Linked DNA regions of Mus musculus: region 2 is linked to region 1. Evidence: chromatin loops called from intact Hi-C (ENCODE). Cell type or tissue: gastrocnemius. All regions are shown on one strand. Links, peaks and the distances in the headings refer to the core of each region. The heading gives the core; the rest is flanking DNA. Region 1 has its middle 520 kb from the start of Gm46962. Region 2 has its middle 700 kb from the start of Gm46962.

Evidence for each region. Peaks named below come from ENCODE experiments on the same cell type or tissue, not always from the same donor. Only the 100,000 strongest peaks of a DNase experiment are listed, where the experiment ranks them.
Region 2: it touches region 1 in a loop (3-fold over the local background); 11 of 42 quality-filtered maps call a loop at or near these places.

The regions. Positions count from the first base shown.
Region 1 is chr6:69,689,491-69,702,377 of GRCm38, forward strand. It overlaps Igk and Igkv4-50. Among named protein-coding and RNA genes, the nearest start is that of Gm46962, 520 kb to the right of the region's middle. In gastrocnemius, for the core only: no CTCF peak of the experiment used is centred there; no DNase peak of the experiment used is centred there.
Region 2 is chr6:69,509,436-69,522,322 of GRCm38, forward strand. It overlaps Igk. Among named protein-coding and RNA genes, the nearest start is that of Gm46962, 700 kb to the right of the region's middle. In gastrocnemius, for the core only: no CTCF peak of the experiment used is centred there; no DNase peak of the experiment used is centred there.

The DNA of each region.
Region 1 (12,887 bases), core at 2,002-10,001:
GTGTTAGTACAAAGACATGCAAGAAGATCAATGAAATAAAATCAAAGACCCAGAAATGAACCCACAGACCTTTGGTCATGTGAACTTTGACAAAGGAGCTAAAACTGTCCAGTGGAAAAAAGACAGCATTTTCAACAAATGGTGCTGGCTCAAACTGGCATTTAGCATGTAGAAGAAGACAATACAACCCATTCTTATCTCCTTGTACAAAACTCCAGTCTAAATGGATCAAGGACATCCACAAAAGACCAGATACACTAAACTAATAGGAGAAAAAAGTGCAGAAGACCCTCCAATACATGGGCACATGGGAAAATTTCCTGAACAGAACACCAGTAGCTTATGTGAAATAATCAAGAATTGACAAATGGGACTACAGGAAATTACAAAACTTCTGTAAGGCAAGGAGACTGTCAATAGGACAAAACTGCAACCAACAGATTGGGAAAAGATCTTTATTAATCTAAATCTAATACAATGTTAATATCCAATACATAAAAAGAACTTAAGAAATTTTACCCCGGACAATCAAATAACCCTATTAAAAATAGGGTACAGAGCTAAACAAATAATTCTCAACTGAGGAATAACAAATGTCCAAGAAGCATCTAAAGAAGTGTTCAACATCCTCAGTCATCTGGGAGATGAAAATAAAAACAACCCTGAGATTCCACCTCAAACCAGTCAGAATAGCTAAGATCAAAAACTCAGGTGACAGCAGATGCTGACAAGGTTGTGCAGAAAGAGGAACATTCCTCTATTGTTAGTGGGATTGCCAGTTGGTACAACCACTCTGGAAATCAGTCTGACACTACCTCAGAAAATTGGACTAGTATTACCTGAGGATACAGCTATACCACTCCAGCGTACCCACCTATAAGATGCTCCAACATACAGCAAAAACACATGCTCCAGTATGTTCATATCAGCCTTATTTATAATATCCAGAAGCTGGAAAGAAGGACCCCGATGTCCTTCAACAGATGGATTAATAACGAAAAGGTGGTACATTTGCACAATGGAGTACTACTCAGTTATTAAAAACAATGACTTCGTGAAATTCTTAGGCAAACAGATGGAGCTAGAAATTATCATCCTGAGTGAGGTAACCCTATCACAAAAGAACACATATGGTTTGTACTCACTGATAAGTGGATATTAGCCCCAAATCTCAGAATACCCAAGATACACTTCACAAACTACATGAAGGTCAAGAAGAAGGAAGAGTAGGTGCTTCAGTCCTTCTTAGAAGAGAGAACAAAGTACAGGAGCAACTACAGAGACAAAGTGTGTAGCAGAGACTGAAGGAAAGGTCATCCAGAGACTGCCCCACATATAGATCTATCCCATATGCAGACAGCAACGTAGGACAGTGTTATGGTTGTCAAGAAGTGCATGGTGACAGAAGCCTAATATAGCTGTCTCCTGAGTGGCTCTGCCAGAGCCTGACAAATACAGAGGAAGATGCTCACAGCCAGCCATTGGACTGAGCACTGTATTCCAATTGGAGGTGTTAAAGAAAAGACTGAAGGAGCTCATGGGGTTTGCAACTCAATAGGAAGAACAACAATATCAACCAAACAGTGCTCCCAGGGTCTAAACCACCAACTAAGGAGTACCCATAGAGGGACACATGGCTCCAGCCTTATATGTAGCATAGGATGGCCGTGTTGGGCATAAATGTGAGTAGAGGCCCTTGGTCCTGTGAAGGCTGGATGCCCCAGTGTGTGAGAATGTGAGGGCAGGGAGGAGTGAGTGGGTTGGTGGGTGGGGACACACCTTTATAGAAGCAGTAGGAGGAGGCATAGGGGGGTTCCTGGGGGAGGGGGAAAAACCTGAGAAGGGGGATAACATTTGAAATATGAATATATAAAATATCTTTTAAAAAAGTGGCCCTCTTATTTTCTTGTTTGTGCTTGTCATATTCTTCTTCCTTCAGAAAGAAACATCTTCTATTATTCTTTTGAAGATAGATTTTTATATTTCAGTAGTAATGGCACTAAATCATCTGTGCTGTTACATAAAGCAAACAAATAATGACATTGGTCAAAGAGCTCATTGTAGATGAAGGATGGGATATCTCCCCCAGGACAGTATTGAAATTAGTGTTTGGTTCTAAGGAAACATTTAAAAGCACAATAATGATTGTCTTGGTCCTGTTAAAAATGAGGGATGTCTGATTTTTTTTTTAACTCATTCAGGTTTATTTAATTTCTTCTGTCTTTGAGTGTTTTTTCTTCATGTATATATGTGCACCGCATTTAAGTTTGGTATCCAAGAAAGTCAGAAGAAGGCTTTAGATCCTTTGGGACTGTGATTACACATAGTATTAAATCACCATATGAATGTTGGTAATTGAATCCAGGTCATCTGCAAGAGGAAAAATGCTGTTATCTGGGTTGGTGAGCAGGGGGAGGGGGAATAGGATAGGGGATTTCCAGAGGGGAAACCAGAAAAGGGAATAACATTTGAAATGTAAATAGAGAAATATTTAATAAAAAGTGCTCTTATGTGTTAAGTCATCTTTCCATTTCCTGGGACTTACTATTTTAAAAAGTACTAGTCATCTCTGGTATTGTTACTATAAGCTTCTAGTGGAAATGGATCATCCTATAACAGGAAAGTGCATTGCTAGAATCCAGAGTTGTGGGAGACTTTGTTCTCCATTTCTGAAGACAGAGGAATTGCTGGATTGTCAGGATCAATAGGCTAAATGTGTATATAGTCATTCACAAGAGAACTCTAAAGGAGGCAAGACTTGGGGATCTTCCTGGAGGCCAAGTAGATCAAGGGTATAAAGAATGCTCATTTTCAAGTATTAAGCTCCAAGATTGGTAATGGTGACTGGAAAACTATGTGTGAGTGGTGCCATATTTTTCTAAAATAGTGAAAATGGAGGTAAGATTGGATATTGTCTATTTTGGAGTCTAGAGAAAAAACTACACTCACGGTGATCACTGAAAAATACTATTGTGTATAGAAAACAAAACTTTTGTTGAAAAAATTTACCATTGACAAAAAAAAAAAATCTCCAGCAAAACTGCAGTATTCTGGTCTGCTTAAAACACTTGGGCACAGCCCAGTTAAGTTACTAAAATAAAGAGCCTATGTCTGTGCCCAGCCCTGCCCAGGCTCTCATGATTTGCATGTGTCCACCGCACTCACTCAGAACTTCTTCTTTTTTTATTAGAATTCGTTTTTTTTAATTAGATATTTTCATCATTTACATTTCAAATGCTATCCACCTTCCCAGTTTCCCCTATACCCTCCTGCCACCCTGCTTCCCAACACACCCACTCCTGCTCCCTGGCCCTGGTATTCTCTTGTACATTCTTCGCAAGACCAAGGGCCTCTCCTCCTGTTGATGGCCGACCAGGCCATCCTCTGCTACATATGCAACTGGAGACACAAGCTCTGGGGGGTACTGGTTAGTTCATATTTTTTTCCACCTATAGGGTTGCAGATCCCTTCAGCTCCTTGTGGAATTTCTCTAACTCCTTCATTGGGGGCCCTGTGCTCCATCCAATACATGACTGTAAGCATCCAATTCTGTATTTTCCAGGCATTGGCATAACCTCACAAGAGACAGCAATATCATTCAGAACTTCTTAATAGTCTGGTCACACCCTGTCTAGGAGTCAGTCAATGACATGTCACAGCACAGACATGATGTCTCCCACTCAGGTTCTGCTGATCTTACTATTCTGATTCCAGGGTAAGGAAGGATGTCACGGGAAGTCATTTGACCCTTTGTAATCAGTGCTAACTGGAAATTCAGAGAAGTCAGTTCTATCATGATTAACCATATATATTGTTTGTATGTTTCCAATGACAGGCCTGGTATGTGACATCAGCATGACACAATCACCATCCTTGTCTGCATCTCTAGGAGACAGAGTCATCCTTACCTGCAGGCCATATGAGGGTATTAATGATTGGTTAGCCTGATGTCAGTAGAAACTAGGGAATGTTCATAAACTTCTAATATACCATCCTATCAGTGCGGAATCTGGAGTTTCTTCAAGGTTCAGTGGCAGTGGTTTTGGGAAAGATTTTACTTTTACCATTATCAATCTGCAGCCTGAAGAGATCGCTACTTATTACTGTCAACAGTATTTTAGTATTTTGTTTTGTTGTCTACTACAATGAAACAAGCCATGACATAAACTACCAAAGAATGAAGCAGAATTCCCAGCTGCCTATCTTGTTTCCACCTACTAATATTATTTCTCAGATACAGTCAGGCTATGAAAGTTACTGTGCACTTAGTGTTCAGAGGCACACATAATCTTCTTTGACCATTAGTTTCTCTTTTTCTCCTTTAGTACCTGCAGCACAGTTGTGACAGAATTTCACAGGATGTGTTTAAGGTGATATATTAAACATGATATATGATAAGACATTTAATACAATTCATATGCCCCAGTACAGGGCAATGCTAGGGCCAGGAAGCAGGAATGGGTGGGTTGGGGAGCAAGGCAGGGGGAGGATATAGGGGACTTTGGGGATAGCATAGAAATGTAAATGACTAAAATATATAATTTAATAAAGCAGAAAAAGATAATACATTTAAGATGATTCTAACTGACTATATCAATTGTGTTTAGTTTATAAGAGTACAAAAAATTGAAAAGATATCAACCATTTTCAAAAAATATTCAAATATATTATTTCTTTATTTTTTATTGGAAATTTTCTTTATTTACATTTCAAATGTTATGCCATTTCTCCGTGTTCCCCAATCCAAAAAACCCTATCCCACCCCTCCCCTTGATTCTATGAGGGGGTGCCCCTACCCACCAACACACTGCTTCCTCCCAGCCCTCACATTCTCATATATTGGGGCATCAATCCATCACAGGATTAAGGGCCTCTTATCACATTGATGTCCAACAAGACCATCCTTTGCTACATATAAAACGGGAGTCATGGGTCACATCATGTGTACTCCTTGGATGGTGGCTTAGACCCTGGGAGTTCTGGTTTGTTGATATTGTTTTTCCTCCTATGGGGTTACAAACCCTGTGAGCTCCTTCAGAACTTTCTCTAACTCCTCCATTGGGAAAACATGCTCAGTCCAGTGAGCTGTGAGCATCTACCTTTGTATTTGTCAGGCTCTGGCAGAACCTCTCAGGAGACAGCTATATCGGGCTCCGGTCAGTATGCACTTCCTGGCATCCACAGTAGTGTTTGGGTTTGGTGTCTGCATATGGGATGGATCTCCAGGTGGGGAAGTCTCTGGATGGCCTTTCTTTCAGTCTCTGATACACACTTGGTCTCTGTATTTGCTCCTGTACTTTGTTCCCCCTTGTAAGAAGGACTGAAGCACCCACACTTTGGCCTTCCTTCTTCCTGATCTTCATGTGGCCTGTGAATTGTATTTTGGGTATTCTGAGCTTTTGGCCTAAAATCCATTTATGAGTGAGTACATACTGTGTCTGTTCCTTTGTTCCTGATGCTGGACCTTCTTTCCTCAGACTTCCCCATTTCCATTCCTACAGTTCTTTCAGACATGATCAATTATGAATCAGAGATATGACAGTGGGATGGCAACCCCATCACTAATTTATTCTTAAAGTACTCCATAGAATCATTTTAAACCCTTCTGGTTTTTCCCCTTATTAATTTGTACTGGATACAAGCTTTCTACTGTGGTTTTATTTTATATTAAGAATTTGCTGAATCTTTACATATGGTATAGTTCCTAGAATATGGATAGGATATTGAAACAGCACCCTAGGAATATATTACTTTGAGTCCTATAATTCCAAAAGGATGAAGCACAAAATCAACACTCTGTTTCTCACTATATCCCTATGCCCTATAGCTCTGCATAAAAATTCTCTTACTGTTGCTTTATTATAATTCTTACAACTATCTACACTATTTTTATTAGATATTTTCTTCATTTACATTTCAAATGCTATCCCAAAAGTCCCCTATACCCTCTCCCAACTACCCACTCCCTGCTCCCCTACCCACTCACTATTCGCCTGTACTGTTCACATATAAAGTTTGCTACACCAAGGGGCATCTCTTCCAAATGATGGCCAACATAGTACTACCGGTAGATTCAGCAATACCTCTCCTGGACATATAACCAAAAGATGTTCCAACTGGTAATAAGGATACATGCTCCACTATGTTCAAAGCAGCCCTATTTATAATAGCCAGAAGCTGGAAAAAACCCAGATGTCCCTCAACAGAGGAATGAATACAGAAAATATGGTATATTTACACAACGGAGTACTACTCAGCTATTATAAACAATGAATTTATGAAATTCTTGGGGAAATGGATGTATCTGGAGGATATCATCCTGAGTGATGTAAACCAATCACAAAAGAAGTCACTTGATATGCACTCACTTATAAGTGGATATTAGCTCAGGAACCTAGGATACCCAAGATACAATTTGCAAAACACAAGAAAATCAAGAAGGAAGACCAACGCATGGATACTTCATTTCTCCTTAGAATAGGGAATAAAATACCCCTGGAAGGAGTTGCAGAGACAAAGTTTGGAGCTAAGACAAAGGATGGACCACCCAGAGATACCCCACCTGGGGGTCCATCCCATAATCAGCCACCAAATGCAGACACTATTGCATATGCCAGCAAGATTTTGCTGAAAGGACCCTGATATAGCTGTCTCATGTGAGGCTTTGCCAGTGCCTGGCAAATACAGAAGTGGTTGCTCACAGTCACCTATAGGATGGAACACAGTGAGCTAGAGAAAGTACCCAAGGAGCTGAAGGGGTCTGCAACCATATAGGTAGAACAACAATATTATCTAACCAGTACCCCCCAGAGCTCGTGTCTCTAGGTACATATGTAACTATCTACACTGTTAAGAAGAGAGATTTACTTAACTGACAGAATTAGAGGCTGGGCATACAAAATTGTGTACTCTCATCTATCAGTCTCTGTTGGTAAATCTTTGAAATTGTCACAACATGGTGAATGAAACCTTGCTTGGCTCTTTTCAGAAATAGAAATCACATCACATAATTAGAAAGAGACTGACACACAAGGGAGGATGAGTTTCTCCTGGGTCTAAAATGCCACCATTAAAGACAGAATCTTTGTATCCTTACTGCACTTACAACATCTCAGACTATTACAAAGGAGCCACTCATCTTCTGTCTCATTCCATGTGTGATGATGAGGCTATATGTCCTTAAACACTGAAGCATAACTATTTCCATGTGAGAAATGGAAGAGAATTAAAGCTCCTTCACACAACTATGCCATGTTCTGATAACCTTTCTTCACATTTTGTAAAGGTATTTCTTGGTATTTTTTTTAATTAATTAATGTATTTGCTTACATCCCAAATGCTGCCCCCCTTCCAAGTATACTCTCAGAGTTTCTCACTCCTTCACCTCCCCTTGTTTTCTGAAAAGGGTAGCACTGGTATCAACCACCCTCGCATATCAAGTCCACTGTGAACAAACAAGGCCAGGTTCCTCAGTCCACCCTGTGTATGCTCTTTGTTGGTAGCTAAGTGCTTGAAAGCAGCCAAGGGTCCAGGTTAGTTGACTGTTGGACTTCCTGTGGAATTCCTACCCTTTCAGGGCTTTCAATTCTTCCCCCAACTATTCCATAAGAGTCTCCAACCTCAGTCCAATATTTGGCTGTGGGTTGGGTAGAAACTCTCAGAGGACAGTTATCCTAGGCCCTACCTGCAAGCATAACAGAGTATCATTAATAGTGTCAGGGATTGGCATTTACCAATGAGATAGATTTTAAGTTGGGCCAGTTGTTGGTTTTTCATTCCCTTGAGTCTCTGTTCCATCTTTGTTCCAGTATTGTTTTTAAACAGGAACAATTTTGGGATGAGAGATTTGTGAGTGGGTTAGTGTCTTTATGCCCCTACTGTGGGTCCTGCTTGTCTACAGGAATGAGCCTATTCTGTGCATTCCTAGAATTTTAATTGTAACTTTCTGTACCAAAAAGCTAATTACTGGCAGAATTTTGCTATTTCATATTTATGGCCTTTCACTAGGTTCATATCCTCAAAGTCTTAGATAACCAAAGAGATGTATCAGATGTTGTGATGCAGCTGATTGTTTATAGTAAAGATTTTATGACCAAGAGCTGGGGAAGGAAGCAGGGGTCAGAACTTCCAGGCTGACAGACTGATCTAGAAAGAAGAAAGCAAAAGTAAGAAAATTGAGAGCAGACATGGAGGGGAACAGACATGAATGGGGCCTAAGCAGAGATATATAGATCTAATCACCTGGCAGATCAAAGGCTGGGCATTTGGGTTAAGCTTGAATGATAGCTTCTAGTATGTTCCAGTGAAAGCTTATTAGAACCCTCTCTGTCTTATTTACACATGTGGTAGGTCTGAGAAAGTCCCACTATAGTGCTGTGTTTCAGGAGGTGCTTTAAACCACAGGTTGCAAACTGTGCCTCATGGGATTTATCCTCAGTCCTTGACTCTTCCACATTGCAGTCAACATTGGTACACCTCAAACATTTTATGGAATCCTATTTTTCTTTTCAACAGAAGCCTGCAAAGGAGTTCAGAGCCTGGCACCTGCTCCTTAAGATCTTTTGCATGGCTAACTTCCTTGACTTCTCATCAAAATATCATGAGATACTTTTACACATACTTAACCCTGGTGTTCTGTAGATGCCTCAGACTACTGACCCTGCCATATGTTCCCTCTTGACATAGCCATTGTCTTGAAAAAAATGAAGGACATCTTTAACAAATACCCATTTAACTATTGGATTTTGTATTTTCCTTGCTGTATTCTACCAACATGAAATCTGTTCCATCTCCTAATGTAACCATTCACAATGGCAGAGTCTCCTCAAATTGACTTCATCCAGGAACATGGATGGAACTGGAAAATATCTTCCTGAGTGAGGTAACCCAGACACAAATGGACATGAACACTATGTATTCACAGATAAGTGGATATTAGCCAAAAGTACAGAATACCCATAATACAACTCATACCAAACCTAGACCCAATTGCTGATGCCAAGAAGTACTTGCTGACAGGAGCCTGGTATAACTGTACCCTGAGAGGCTCTGCCAGTGCCTGACCAATACAAATGTGAATGCTTGCATCCAACCATTAGACTGGGCACACAGACCCCAATGGAGGAGTTAGGGGAAGGATGGAAGGAGCTGAGAGATTTTGCAGCCCTTTAGGAAGAACAACAATATCAAACAACCAGATCCCTCAGAGCTCCCAGGGACTAAACCACCATTCAAAGAGTATACATGGAGGGACCCATGGCTCTACCTGCTTATGTAGCAGAGGATGGCTTTGTTGGGCTTCAATGGGAGCACTGACCATTGGTCCTGTAGAGACTCAATACCCCAAAGTAGAGAAATGTTATGGTACTGAGGCAGGAGTGGGTGGGTTGTTGGGGGAGCTCCCTCATAGAAGCAGGTGGGAGGGATATGGTATAAGGAATTTGTGGAGGAGAAACCAGGAAAAAGGATAACATTTGAAATGTAATTAAATAAAATAACCAATAAAAAATTAACAACTCAAAGACAGTTTGAAGTTTAACAGTCCAATTGCAGATGCTCCAATCTCATTTAGAAGGGTGAACAATTTATTCATGGGAGGCAGAGTAAAGGAGGAACCTGGGTTGGAGGTCAGAAGATGGGGAGGATGAGGAATGGATGGAGACAATAAAGAAGCCCGGAAGGCCATGAGAATAATTAAAAGTATCCAGCTGCCATGATTGGGGTTGGTGGAACCTCCAGAAAGTCCCAACGACCTATGATATTAGATGCTTCCAGGATGCAACATTGATGAACATATCCAAAATATGCAACAATGAGATCAAACCTGAAGAGACCACCTCCAGTACATATACATGGTCCCCAGTGGATAGATAGGGCCAGCCACCCATCTTCAAAATTTTTGATCCAAAATGTCTCCTAGCTAAAGGAACTATACATAAATGTAGAAGGGTTTCCTTTTTGATTTATATGTGTACAGATTTTGCCTGAATCAGTGTTCTTCTGTGTGGTCAGGGCTTCTCAGAAGCCCATGATCCTCTATACACAGTCCTTTCTTTGATAGGACTAAATATCAAACTGCTGATTTTGAAAAAAATTATCATGACAAATTTATATATATATATATATATATATATATATATGTGTGTGTGTGTGTGTGAGTGTGTGTATGTATGTATGTATATATGTATGTATGTATGTATATAGTGCTAAATACATATTAATATCTTGACACTTCCTGTGATGGTGACACTTTCTCCTAGAGATGCAGACATGGAGGCAGGTAACAATATCTGATGGATTTCATACCAAACACCAAAAATTGGAAAATTGAAAATAAACTATTACATAATTATTCCTGTTATTGTCATTTAAATTTAAATGTAATTGTACATATAAATACTTTAAATAATTTGTGTTTCCATTTAGAACCATAAAATTTACTTATGAAATTAATTATTTACAGTAAGGTACACACACACACGAATGGATTCAAAGATAGATGATGATGATAGATAGATAGATAGATAGATAGATAGATAGATAGATAGATTGATAGATAGATAGACAGAGATAGATAGACAGAGATAGATAGACAGAGATAGAAAGATAGATAGATAGATAGATAGATAGATAGATAGATAGATAGATATAAAGAAAAAATAATGTTCACTTATTAGTTCTCTATTGCCTTCTTGGTTTGTTAGTGGAATGTTTCAATTACTTGTCATGAGAGTAGAAAGAAAATATACATGATTGTCAGTAGTTTTGTTTTGTTTGGAGATAAAATCATTTCAAGAACATATTAACAGGACAATTTAGTGGAAAAGAAGGTCTGCTAATAAAAATCAGAAATTAGATCACGATGGATACTATTTTTGTAGGATAACAACAGCAGTTTATTGTGAGTAAATGACTAGGCTGAAACAAATACCACCTACCAAGAAGATTCTAAAATCAGTGAAAGTAGCAGAAAATAGATGTCAAGGTACATGGGGACCACCAGTAAAATAGGTGAAGAGGGCCTGCCACACTTGTCTTCAACAAACAGAACAAAAATTGAGAATAAATAAACACTGTAAAAGTAGACTATTTGAGAAAAGTGCTGAAGTACAGTTGAATATTATAGAGACAGTCATCCAAAGTTGCAAAGGACATTGTAAAGCAGAACACACTGTGTGGACTACTGCAATCAAATCACTGGCCACAGTTTTTCTCTAGAAGGAAGTAGCTGGGCCCTAAGGACTTAGAGGGTTTTTGTTCCAGTCTGTATCACTGTGTGGATGGGGAACTAGTAAACTGCTGGCAGTAATAAGTGGCAGCATCTTCACCCTCCATGCTGCTGATTGTGAGAGAATAAGAGTTCCCAGACCCACTGCCACTGAAGCGAGCTGGGACTCCAGGAGCCAGGTTGGATGTGTAATAAATCCATAGTTTGGGGGAGGCATCTGACTTCTGCTGGTACCAGTACATGTAATTTACACTTGAGCTGGCCCTGCAGCTCATGGTGACCTTCTCCCCTAGAGATGCAGACATGATTGCTGGAGACTGGGTGAGCACATTTTCTCCTCTGGACATTACAACTAGAAAAAAAAGCAACATAGAGAGAAAAGGATTAATAGAGATACAAAAATAATTTTATACCACCCTACATTCAGTAGAAAGAAAGAAAAAAGTAAATGTTAGACTCAAAGTTCCCAGGGAAAAGAATTTTGGTTGAATTCTGATTTCAGACTCTCTGCTCTCTGTTACCTGAGATACTGATTAGCAGGAAGCTGAAAATCTGCACCTGAAAATCCATTGTGTATTTGAATTTTGTTCCCTGGCTAATTACTGCTCTTCTCCTAAGTACATCGCTTTAAAACAGCTGTGAGATATTTGTGACTACTGAAGATGAAGTATGCAAATATCAAGATATAGGACACGCAGTTCTTGTCTTATAAACACATGGTCTGTTAACTAAGGCAAACCAGGTTAAACCAGGACAAAATGTACTTATATATAGTCACTACACTGATGGAAAAGAAATTTTCTGTTTTCGCATTCTCCCTTTTTAGGAGGAAAATTCTTTTCCTATAATATTATCCATCTATTTTCCCTAAAGACAAGATGTATTTGATATACTGAACAAGGCATATTCAATTCAGAAGTTTAAGATATATTTCTCCCATGATAAAGTAGTATCAAGAATGACTGTTTATAATGATCACAGAGAACATTATGTGTTTCTTGTTTTCCTGAATACTGCTCATTAGACTAACCTCACCTACTTGCTCCTAAATGTTCAGATGAGCATTCCCACAAAGCTAATGGAAAAGTAGCATCCAGACATGATTGGAGCACAGGTGTGCTTAGAGACATTTCTGCAATTGTCAAGCACTGATGCCATCCCTAGAGAGATAGGAAAAATTACTACCCCAATGAAATCAATGGAAACAATGGTTCTGCTGGATTTAAGAGAATATGGGCTGGAGATTCATGAAGAAACATTCATCTAAAACTTCTCTGAATAATCACCATTCTTAGTATGCACTGTGCCCTGAAACTGTTTGATTCATTTTCTATTTGTTATCTGAGAATATCTGAGAACACTTTTCAAATAAATTACATTTTAGTTATTAAATATTGACAACATCCTAGTCTACAAATTTAAATATAAGTTTGATCAAAAGTTTTACATAAAACAAAGACTGAGTGAATTGGCAGGATTTGCATGAGGGAGTAGTGGGAGGAGAAGGAGGGCTGATATACTGTTGTAAAGTGAATAAAATTATTTATTTAAAAATAGTTTTTATTTACCTTAGATAAAGTTTCAAGTATCTTCCTATAACTTTAAAGTTAGCATAGTTATGATGAAGTATGTTTATGCCTCTAGATCTTTCTTAAGAATG
Region 2 (12,887 bases), core at 1,611-9,610, 180 kb before region 1:
CTAGCTGCATATGTATCAAAAGATGGCCTAGTCGGCCATCACTGGAAAGAGAGGCCCATTGGACACGCAGACTTTGTGTGCCCCGGTACAGGGGAACGCCAGGGCCAAAGGGGGGGAGTGGGTGGGTAGGGGAGTGGGGGTGGGTGGGTAAGGGGGACTTTTGGTATAGCATTGGAAATGTAAATGAGCTAAATACCTGATTAAAAAAAAAAGAAAAATGCAATAATTTGGTAGCCTTATAAATGGAAAACATTACTTACCTAAACTACCAAATATGCTATTAGTAAATTAAGAAACATTATAATGAATATCTGTATAATTTCAATACCATCTGTATAGGCCTCACTGAGGTTCCCCACCTGGCATAGCTTCTATTTTTCAATTCTTAGAGGAGCGATAGACGGCCAAAAGTAGATTTTGGTGCACAATCAGTACACTTTTTCCTTATTGAAATATTTAACTTTTAGTAATTCTGGTAAGTTTGGTTATCTCTTTGGTCTTCAATTAGGTGGAATAATTGGGTTGAGGTAATTTATAATCATTTTCTTATTTTTTAAAAACTATAACATAGTCACATACTGTTTGCCACTTCTTACTCCTTTATCCATACAAAGCCACATCCACTCCTTGCTCTTTCTCAGATTCATGGCTTCTTATTACCTCTATTCATACATAAATAAAGTCAGTTTGTTCGACTCATATTGTTTACATATGTAATATGCAATTCTCTTTGCAACAGATGGAAATCATTTCAAAAAAGACTCCACAAATAATCAAAATGTAGATACTAGGAGATCATGTTGTGACCACTCTTAAATTATCCAACTACAACACACTTTCTGCACCTATTGCCCAGGAATCATTGCAGAGTGGGTAAAAACATTTTAAGAGCCAGAGAAACTGCAGATTTGCTCTAAGATAGTGTGATGGTTTGTATATGCTCAGCCCTGATTTTGAAACTATTAGAAGGTGTGGCCTTATTGGAGTAGGTGGGTCATTTTGGATATGGCTTTAAGACCTTCATCTTAGATGCCTGAAAACCAGTATTCTGCTAGCAGCCTTCAAATGAAGATGTAGAACTGTCAGCTCCTCCCAAACCATGCCTGCCTGGATATTGCTATGTTCCCACCTTGATGATAATGACCTGAACCTCAGAACCTGTAAGCCAGCCTCAATTAAATGTTGTACTTATAAGACCTGCCTTGGTCATGATGTCTGTTCAGAGAAATAAAACCTAAAGCAGACTGTGTCTCCTAGAAACACTAGAGAAGCTGCATCCAGGTAGTCTAAAGGCTGATGCATAAACAAGACATGAACAAGGATGACTCCTGCATACATTTAAACATTGAAATGGTAATTCTTCAGGGATTCAGGGTATTCCACCCTAAATAAAGACTTATGATATAGATGTGGAAATTCTAAGAGTAGGAGAAATAACACTCTTAACTGGAATAGAACCACTGGGTAATCAGTAAAACAGGACTGTATTCAAACTCAGTGTTTTTTACTTTAGTTTACCACAAAGGACACTAGTAATAGGGAAACTGATTTTCTGAGTTTCTTCTGATGGAAGGGTCCAGCGGATCCTGCACCTTCTTATGTTGCTATGGATGTGCCCTGATATAATCTGTCTTCCAGGAAAAATGACCTGAATATGGAGACATCAAAATAGTACAGGATCTTGCAACTGATCTTAGATTCTCAATAAAACTTGATAGTAGGACTGCATTGATGAATAGAAGACACATTTTGGACACAGAACATGACAGAATCAAGTACTATGGACAAAGTACCTTCTAACAAGAGACTAAAGCTGGACAAATCAACCATTTTATGGTGTGACAACATTTTATAACATATGATGACTCTCTGGTAATGGGAAATTAAGTAAACATACAAATACCCAGGAATTTGGTTTCTCTGTTTCTTGTCTTTTGGTTATGGAAGCTTCGTTTTTAACTAATCAGAAGTCAATGGAGAAATACATAACTAGTCAGAATGATGACACAATCAGACCTGAATGCTTAGTTTAATATGGGGCATCTAACTTATATCTCTATCTAAAGTCTCAGAAAGTGTCATGGAATAGGTAGAGATTAAATGTAAAACTCAGAAAATAGGAGGAGAGCTATGAAATGCTGTCCTCTGGACACAATGTGCCTATTCCAATCATGAACTCAAGAAGCAGTGATTATCTGCAAGATCATGGCAGTCAAAATCTTGATCTAGATGACAAGTTCACCTCCAGGACTCAACCTATACTGAGCAAGTAGTGGTATAGTGGTTTCTGGAGATGCAGAGCCTTTAGTATTAGAGAATATAATATTATTCTCTAGTACTAAAGGTGAACATAGGGTTACCATGTTTCAGAAGAGGGAACCACATCCATGCTCATGTGGATATCACTACCTAGGATAAGTAGGTTATAAAGAAAAATATGAGGAAATTTGGAAAGATGGTTGTATTACATGGATGTAAAAAGTATGAGAGGGAGGAAATGAGAATAGACATGATAATAGTTTGTTGTGTATTTGAGTAAAACTCAAAAATATAGAAAATTTTAAAAATAAGCTTTTATCTGAATGCACAGATTGACTCTACATTATTAGTCTCCCCCCCTCACCTTCTTCATTGCTGTTACTACAGGAAAAAAACAACACATTAACTCTTTTTTTTTAATTTTTTTATTAGGTATCTTCCTCGTTTAAATTTTCAATGCTATCCCAAAGGTCCCCCATATCCACCACCCCAGAATCCCCTACCCACCCACTACCCCTTTTTGGCCCTGGCGTTCCCCTGTACTGGGGCATATAAAGTTGGCAAGTCCAATGGGCCTCCCTTTGCAGTGATGGCCGACTAGGCCATCTTTTGATGCATATGCAGCTAGAGACAAGAGCTCCGGGGTACTGGTTAGTTCATATTGTTGTTCCACCTATAGGGTTGCAGTTCCCTTTAGCTCCTTGGGTAATAACTCTAGCTCCTGCATTGGGGGCCGTGTGACCCATCCAATAGCTGACTGTGATCATCCACTTCTGTATTTGCTAGGCCCCGGCATAGTCTCACAAGAGAGAGCTATAAAAATAAATATAAATAAAAATATAAAATCAGCAAAATTTTGCTAGTGTGTGCAATGGTGTCAGCGTTTGGAAGCTGATTATGGGATGGTAACTTAATATTTAATAAAAATCTGTTTACCCATCAATATAGCTCTAGGTTTTCTTTGTCTATTTCCTAGTTTGGACTTACATTATCTGTAGCAGAAACCTCTCTGTCCCTTTTCTTTGCCATGTCCCCTTTCAGAATGACTGTCACTGTTTCCACTCTGTATTTTTCCTCTTTGATTTTACACTTCTCATTTATCTTTAAACTAGTATTCATAGCTATTACATTATTGTTTTGCACATGTTTCTAAATTTTGGGTTGTTGTGATAGGTGTTTATGCTTCCTATTTAAGCCCCTTTGAGAACTCAAATCATTACTCTGAAAATGGTCACTTTTGATGTCAGCAAAGCTTTGGAAAGAGACGTTCCTAAAGACAGATGGTCTTCAGAAATGGCAGATAAACATGATGCAGAACACTTGTGAGAAAGCACCTTTGTGGATTCTTTAGGATAAACAATCACACTTGCCTTCTCTCCCCAAGCACTTGGTACCTATACAGGGGCGACTCAGTTGTAGGGTTGCTTATGCTCCCACAGTGAGCAGTTAATTATGTTAATAATTTTCAAACCTGAGGACTTAAGAATGAATTGGGGGAGCAATCTCATCAATATACTAAAGAAATAATACACTGGAAATAAAAATTGGCAAATGGTGACTCTTAGGTGAGTTTCACACAAATTCTCATTTGATAAAAACCTCTTTCACACAACTGAATGATTAATCTTCCTTTTCAGATGGGTGTCAAAGATCAAGGAAATACAGAGGTAAGAAAGATTCATGCAAAATCTTGCTTGCATGTGCAATAGTGTCTGCATTTGATGACTGATTTTTGGATGGACCCCAGGGTGGGGCAGTCTCTGGGTGGTCCGTCCATCCTTTCGTCTTAGCTTCAAACTTTGTAACTCTTTCCATGGGTATTTTATTCCCTATTCTAGGGAGGAATGAAGTGTCCACACATTTGTCTTCCTTCTTCTTGACCTTCTTGTGTTTTGCAAATTGTATATTGGGTATTCTAGGTTTCTGGGCTAATATCCACTTATCAGCTAGTGCATATCAAGTGACAGTGCCTGGCAAATACAGAAGTGGAAGGTCACAGTCATCAATTGGATGGAACACAGGGCCCCCAATGGAGGAGTTAAAGAATGTACCCAAGGAGCTGAAGGGGTCTGCAACCCTATAGATGGAATAACATTATGAACTAATCAGTACCCCCAGAGCTCATGTCTCTAGCTGCTTATGTAGCAGAAGATGGCCTAGTTGGACATCATTGAGAAGAGAGGCCCCTTTGTCTTTCAAACTTTATATGCCCCAATACAGGGGAACGCCAGGGTCAAGAAGTGGGAGTGAGTGGGTAGGGGAGAAGGGCGGGGGAGGGTATAGGGGACTTTGGGGATAGCATTTGAAATGTAAATGAAGAAAATATCTGATTAAACAATTTAAAAAGGAAAGATTAATGCATAGCTGTTAAGATAGCATTGTCAAGATCCAAACATCATGAGACCATTAGCAAAATTAGGGCAGAATAAATGACCCACAGCTGAGTTCAGTTTTGTATTTGTGAAAGTAGAAGCCAATTCTCACATGGATCTCTAGACCTCAATTACTAGGCTTCTGGTACTGATCTCATCATGGTTCCACTAAGTTCAAAAGCAATCATTCTGCTACTTTACTACTCCCCAAACTTCAATAGTACAAAATTTAATTGAAAAGATTTAAAAGAAATGATTGAGTAAAAAAATTTGGAAGAATATACTGCCTCATGAATTAGAGGTAAAGGGAATTTGATGTTGATTACTAGAAATCTTGGATTATCATTTGATTATACCATAAAGAGAACACATATGAATTTGATTAATATGTAGCATTATTTTAATAGGTAAACATGGAGTAAAACTTCTTTTCTTGATATATATATCAAGGTCCCAGACTTTGTAGTCCCCCAGATCTTAGCATAACTGAGGCTGTAAACACTCAGTCCCAAGTGGGAAGTCTGAATCATATCCCTCTCCTTAGAGCTCCAAGAACCCCAGTAAAGAGGAGACAGAAGGAAGTAAGAGGCAAAAAAGAGATGGAAAACACCAAGAAAACCATGCCCTCGTATTTGATTTGAACAAAGCTCATATGAGCCCACAGAGAATGAGGAACATGTATAGGGCCTTCACACGTCTCTACCACTTCTTCTGCATGTATATTATGGCTTCCACTTTAATGTATTTATGAGATTCCTAAAGTATGCAAATAAATGTGTCTGCAGTGCTTGTGTTCTGTTGGATTCTTCTGTCCAGTTTCAATGTGTGTAGTGATAATGGTGCACAGCAGTATCAAACACTGAAAATAATCTTCCTCAGCCACGTAGAAAGGGTTTTCAGAATTGTCTATTTCATGAATCCTTCCTAATTCTCTGATTTCCATAAATTGAACCCTAAAGAATATGATACAGAAAAGAGGAAAGCTGAGGGGAGATATTGAGCTAAGGACATTACTCTTCATTCATTTTGGAGACAATTGAACCAGGGTGAGTTCTAGAAAACTTGGGGGGTTACAGTATATTAATTCATGTTCCAGAATTAGAGGAGGAGGCATATTTTCTCATTTTGTTTTATGTTCATGCTTGTTTTGATGCATAAATTACTATGCATGATTTTCATAGCACAAGGAAGCCAAAAGGAGATGTTAGATGTTGAATATTATGGATCTGGAGTTACAGAGGATTGTGAGTTTCCATGTGAGTTGTGGTAGATAAATTCAGGACCTCTGGAAAAACAGCCAGTGCTCTTAATAGCTGACCATCTATCTAGCCCTGGAAGAAGATAATTTGTTAAAGTCACCAGTATCACTACTTACCCCACATATGAAGGAACTGTGAACAATATTAGTAAATGGCAGAAAAGAGGATTTGAACAGAAAGAAAAAGTCCAAACAAGAAATACATTGCAGTCTATTGAGTAGTTTAGTAAAAATAAAACAATTAGATATTCTGAAGATGGTTCAACAAATGACATACACTTAAAAAAGAAAAATCGCTACAGTAGATATTCTGAAGGTGGTTCAACAAATGACATACACTTAAAAAAGAAAAATCGCTCTAGGGATATTCAAATGTCTACATTGGTTAAGTGCACAATTGGTAAAAGACAGTCTCCAACCCCCCATGACTTATTTGTTAGAATCAGTGGACTGACATCCTCCTGTTAGCAGTGCTATAAGTAAAAAAAAAAAAAAAAAAAAAAAATGGAAAGAGTTCAAGTTACAAACAGTTGTTCTCTTCATGTTCTTCATCTAAAGGAGAAATTGAAATAACACCAGTACTAGTATCTATTGCAATGCTGAAAAGGTATCAAAGTATTTTTATAATAAGGTCAGCCATTGGCAGAAATAATCAGCAGTAAATTTTTCAACATTCTCATGTAGAATGAGAGACCCAGACACAGAAAAGTTAAATTACTAAGAAAAATTAGACCTTCCCAGGCCCTGATTATTTGTGTTGGTCCACTACCCTCACTTGGAACATTTTGTTAGTCTTGTTGTACCCTATCCAGGAGTCAATCAATGTCTGGTCACAGAACAGCTATGAAGACTCCCTCCCAGTTTCTGGTGTTCTTGCTGTTTTGAATCCCAGGTATGGAAGGTTGACTATGGGTAATCTTTAACCATTTGTAATCATGACTTGGAACTTCAGAGAAGTCATTTTTGTCTTGATTAAACATGAATATTGTTTGTATGATTCCAATTACAGGCATAGCCGGGCACGGTGGCGCATGCCTGTAGTCCCAGCTACTCGAGAGGCTGAGACAGGAGGATCGCTTGAGTCCAGGAGTTCTGGGCTGTAGTGCGCTATGCCGATCGGGTGTCCGCACTAAGTTCGGCATCAATATGGTGACCTCCCGGGAGCGGGGGACCACCAGGTTGCCTAAGGAGGGGTGAACCGGCCCAGGTCGGAAACGGAGCAGGTCAATTACAGGCATAATATTTGGCATCCAGTTAGTCCAATCCTCTTCCTACTCATCTGCATATGTAGAGGACAGAGTCACCATTAATTGAATGGCAAATTAGGAGATTACTATATCATTAGCCTGATATCAGCAGAAACCAAGGAATGCTCCTAAACTCCTGGTATACCACACATTCAAGTTGAAATCAGGGGTTTCTTCAAGAATAAGAAGTCATGGATCATTTTGTAATTTCATTATTCTTTTCCACTTTTCATCTGGCCTAGTAGATGGACAGCTTTAGAAATAAAAATAAATAGTAATAAAATAGAGTTGGCATTCTCTCAAATGAAAGACAAAAGTTGTACATTATTTGGGTTGCAGTTATGCCTAAGGCTCTCTGTTCTGTGAATTTTCATGATATTCTGTAATTATGAAATAATGAAGCCTTTCTTAAAGGATATGAGATTGTGATGTCCAGGCTACAGATGGATGGAAAAAATGTCATTTTGTCTACTTTTCTAATAATAAAGCAAAAACTGCCATGGAATAACTGTGTGCTGGGTGAATTCTTTTGTAGGTGAAAGTAAACATTTATTCCAAATTATAGTGAGACCAACAATCATAAGCTAGCAAGAGAAAACTTATTTTGAACTTTGTTTTTTATTTACTTATGTATATGTCTGTATGCCATGTGTATATGCCAATGCCTTGAAAGTCTTTGTTTTTATAGTGTGCCATGTAGATATATACCAGTTGATTTGCAATGAGGTAAGGCCTCTCTAAGATACAATCTCACTACACCATAAATGAAGCCAATAGTGTTAGTAAATACTGAGATTTTCTAATATGCCTTGATACATGCTTGAATAAGAACCCTTGTTTCATAAATGTCATGAATCTTTTCTTTGGACAGTTTTGTTTTATACCCACTATAGACAGCCAAGGTAACAGAACACTAGATTAAGGCATTGCTCATTTTCAGATCTATAATATAACTATTATGCTATTTAGCATATATGGTGTATGTGTAGTGTATGTGCATTGATTATGTATACTTGTATGTGAACAAATTATGTGTGTGTGTGTGTGTGTGTGTGTGTGTGTGTGTGTGTGTGTGTATGAAAAGAGTTTCAGGAGAAGAATTGGTTTTTCCTGGATAAAGAATTCCTCAGGACATTCATAGAAGGATATAATTTTCTGTTATCCTTTAAGCACCTTGTATGAGAGGGAGACTCAAGAAATCCTTTATCCCTTTATTCAGTCTCCTGTGAAGTAAATACGAACAAACCCACAGAGATGAAATAAAAATCTTCTGTTGTTTTGAGAGGTTTATTCTACTCAAGGCAATCTGTTGGCCCTCTGGGGAGGCAAGAGTTTTAACTGTAAGAAGTATGGAATCCCAAAGGGCTACTATGCAAAACACTGTAAGTTAGAACTGAAAGTATGTTGTTATTAAGAAGACACCTTCTGTTTCCACTCTTCTTCACTGTATTATTAAATGTGATGAATAGCACTTTCTGTAGTGTACATGTCAAAATAGTTTATAATAAGAAATGAATGAAACTGGCTGGTCATATGACTGAACTACAGCTCACCATTGATACTCAAAGTAAATTTTAATAATGAATTCCCGGATCATTTTAGTGAACAAATCTTAGAGACACAAGGTCACACTAATGAGGAACATATTTAAGGAAGTTTGAAGAACAAAAGTCACAAACAGAAAACCTGAGACTTTATTCTTCTTTTGAATAAATGTCATAGTCTCATTTGAACACAAATGAACCCTTGATTAAGTATTATAAGTTGCATAGTGTAGACTGGAGCAGAACCTATATAATACAAACCCTGTTAAATATTATGTTTATCCAAATAGTTTTTGCATCAAAGATCACTCAGAGCCAGTAACAAAATAATATATGTTGTCAATATTCCAACTCATAAGGCATACCTTCCACCATGCTTTTTACTTTGAGCTAAATATTCAAATGAGTTTTGTTTTTAAATCCGATTTTCTAATTTTGGCTGTTTTTTGTGCATAACTATTTATTGAACATATTATATAGGCAAGTTTTGAGTATTCCTTTAACTAGGTTTCATAAGTTAAGGTTTCTTTATAAAGAAAAGAAACTGAGCTCATTCTGAAAAGTTTTTGAATGTATTTCAAACAACCCATTATAACTTCAATCTAATATTCCCCTCTTGGCAAAATGTATATCTAATATTAATTTTGGAATTGAATCTTTTTGGTGCCTTCTTCTTATTCATATGAGACTCTAGTACATGAGCAGGAATAGGTAATTTCAAAAACTCAAGCAGCAGCACTTACAGACAATGATCTGCAACTCTGGGAACACTCCTTTAAAATCAAGTAGGCTTTCTCCCAGGAATGCAGGGATGATTAGATAGATGGAAAACCATCAACATAATCCACTAAATAAACAACTCAAGGGAAAAAAAAGAAAAACACAGGATCCTCTCATTAGATGTTTAGAGCATTTGAGAAAATTCAATACCCCTTCATGGAAAAAGTCTTGGAAAGATCAGGAGTTCAAGACCCATACCTGAATATAGTTAAACCAGTCCCAAACCAGTAACAAGCATCAAACTAAAAGGAGAAAATCTTGAAGCAATCCCATGAAAATCAAGGTCTAAACAATGCTGACCACACTCTCCCTTTCTATTCAATGTAGTATAGATTCGAAATCCTAGCCAGAGCAATAAGACAACAAAAGGAAGTCAAAGGGATACACGTTGGAAAGAAAAAGTCAAAATAGCACTATTTGCAGATTTTATAATAGTACACTTAAGTGACCCCAAAAATTCCACCAGAGAGCTCTTATACCTGATAAACCACTTCACCAAAGTGGCTAGATATAAAATTAACTCAAATAAATCAGTAGTCTTCTACGAATAAAGAATAAATAGTCTGAGAATGAAATTTGGGAAACAACACCCTTCACCATAGTCATAAATAATATTGCATACCTTGCTGTGACTCTTACCAATCAAGGTAAAGATCTGTATGAGAAAAACTTCAAGTCTCTAAAAAAAAAAAATCAAAAAATATTTTAGAAGTTTGAAAGATCCCCCATGCTCATGGATTGGTAGGAATACTACAGTAAAAATGTCCATCTTGACAAAAGCAATCTATAGATTAAATGCAATCACATCAAAATTCCAGCTCAACTCTTCATACAATTAGAAAAAGCAATTTGAAAATTCATTTGGAATAACAAAAAAACCAGGGAAGCAAAAGCTATTCTCAACAATAAAAGACTTTCTGGGGGAAGCACCATCCCTGAACTTAAGCTGGACTACAGAGTAATAGTGGTTAAAACTGCATGGTGTTAATACAAAGACATGCAGGAAGATCAAAGAAATAGAATTGAAGACCCAGAAATGAACCCACAGAACTTTGGTCAGGTGAACTTTGACAAAGGAGCTAAAAACTTCCAGTGGAAAAAAGACAGCATTTTCAACAAATGGTGCTGGCTCAACTGGCGTTTAGCATGTAGAAGAAGGCAATACAACCCATTCTTATCTCCTTGTACAAAACTCAAGTCTAAGTGGATCAAGGACATCCACAAAAGACCAGATACACTAAACTAATAGGAGAAAAAGTGCAGAAGACCCTCCAATACATGGGCAACTGGGGAAATTTCCTGAACAGAACACCAATAGCTTATGCTCTATAATCAAGAATTGACAAATGGTACCACATGAAATTGCAAAACTTCTGTAAGGCAAGGAGACTGTCAATAGGACAAAACTGAAACCAACAGATTAGGAAAAGTTCTTTATTAATGATAAATCTAATACATTGTTAATATCCAATACATACAAAGAACTTAAATTTTACCCCTGACTATAAAATAACTCTATTAAAAGTAGAGTACAGAGCTAAACAAATAATTCTCAACTGAGGAATACCAAATGGCCAAGAAGCATCTAAAGAAGTGTTCAACATCCTCAGTCATCTAGGAAATGAAAATCAAAACAACCCTGAGATTCCACCTCACACCAGTCAGAATGGCTAAAATCAAAAACTCAGGTGACAGCAGAAGCTGACAAGGCTGTGCAGAAAGAGGAACAATCCTGTATTGTTAGTGGGATTGCAAGCTGGTACAACCACTCTAGAAATCAGTCTGACATTACCTCAGAAAATTGGACATAGTATTACCTGAGGATACAGCTATACCACTCCAGTGTATCCACCCATAAGATGCTCCAACATACAGCAAGAACATATGCTCCAGTATGTTCATATTATTTTTATTTATAATATCCAGAAGCTGGAAAGAAGGACCCCGATGTCCTTCAACAGAGGGATTAATAACGAAAATGTGATACATTTACACAATGGAGTGCTACTCACTTATTAAAAACAACGACTTCATGAAATTCTTAGGCAAACAGATGGAGCTAGAAATTATCATCCTTAGTGAGGTAACCCTATCACAAAAGTAGACATATGGTATGTACTCACTGATAAGTGGATATTAGCCCCAAATCTCAGAATACCCGAGATACATTTCACAGACTACATGAAGGTCAAGAATAAGGAAGAGTGGGTGCTTCAGTCCTTCTTAGAAGGGGGAACAAAGTACAGGAGCAAATACAGAGACAAAGTGTGTAGCAGAGACTGAAGGAAAGGTTATTCAGAGACTGCCCCACCTAGAGATCTATCACATATGCAGACAGTAAAGTAGGACAGTGTTGTGATTGTCAAGAAGTACATGGTGACAGAAGCCTGATATAGCTGTCTCCTGAGTGACTCGGCCAGAGCCTGACAAATACAGAGGAAGATGCTCACAGCCAGCCATTGGACTGAGCACTATATCCCAATTGGAGGTGTTAAAGAAAGGACTGAAGGAGCCGATGGGGTTTGCAACTCAATAGGAAGAACAACAATATCAACCAAACAGCACTCCCAGGGTCTAAACCACCAACTTAGGAGTACCCATAGAGGAACACATGGCTCCAGCCTTATATGTAGCATAGGATGGCAGTGTTGGGCATGAATGTGAGTAGAGGCCCTTGGTCCTGTGAAGGCTGGATGCCCCAGTGTATAAAAATGTGAGGGCAGGGAGGAGTGATTGGATTGGTGGGTGGGGACACACTTCATAGAATCAGTAGGAGGAGGCATGGGATAGGGGGCTTCTGGGGGTCGGGGGAAAACCTGAGATGGGGGATAACAATTGAAATATAAATATATGAAATATCTTTTTAAAAAGTGGGCCTCATATTTTCTTGTTTGTGCTTGTCATATTCTTCTTCCTTCAGAAAGAAACATCTTCTATTATTCTTATGAAAATAGATTTTATATTTCAGTAGTAATGGCACTAAATCATCTGTGCTGTTACATAAAGCAAACAAATAATGACATAGTTCAAAGAGCTCATTGTAGATAAAGGATGGGATATCTCCCTCAGGACAGTATTGAAATTAGTGTTTGGTTCTAAAGAAACATTTAAAAGTAAAATAATAATTGTCTTGGTCCTACTAAAAATGAGGAATGTCTGATTTTTTTAAATTCATTCAGGTTTATTTAATTTCTTCTGTCTTTGAATGTTTTTTCTTCATATATATATGTGCACCTCATTTAAGTTTGGTATCCAAGAAAGTCAGAAGAAGGCTTTAGATCCTTTGGGACTGTGATTACACATAGCATTAAATCACCATATGAATGTTGGTAATTTTATCCAGGTCATCTGCAAGAGGAAAAAATGCTGTTATCTGCGTTGGTGAGCATGGGGAGGGGGAATAGGATAGGGGATTTCCAGAGGGGAA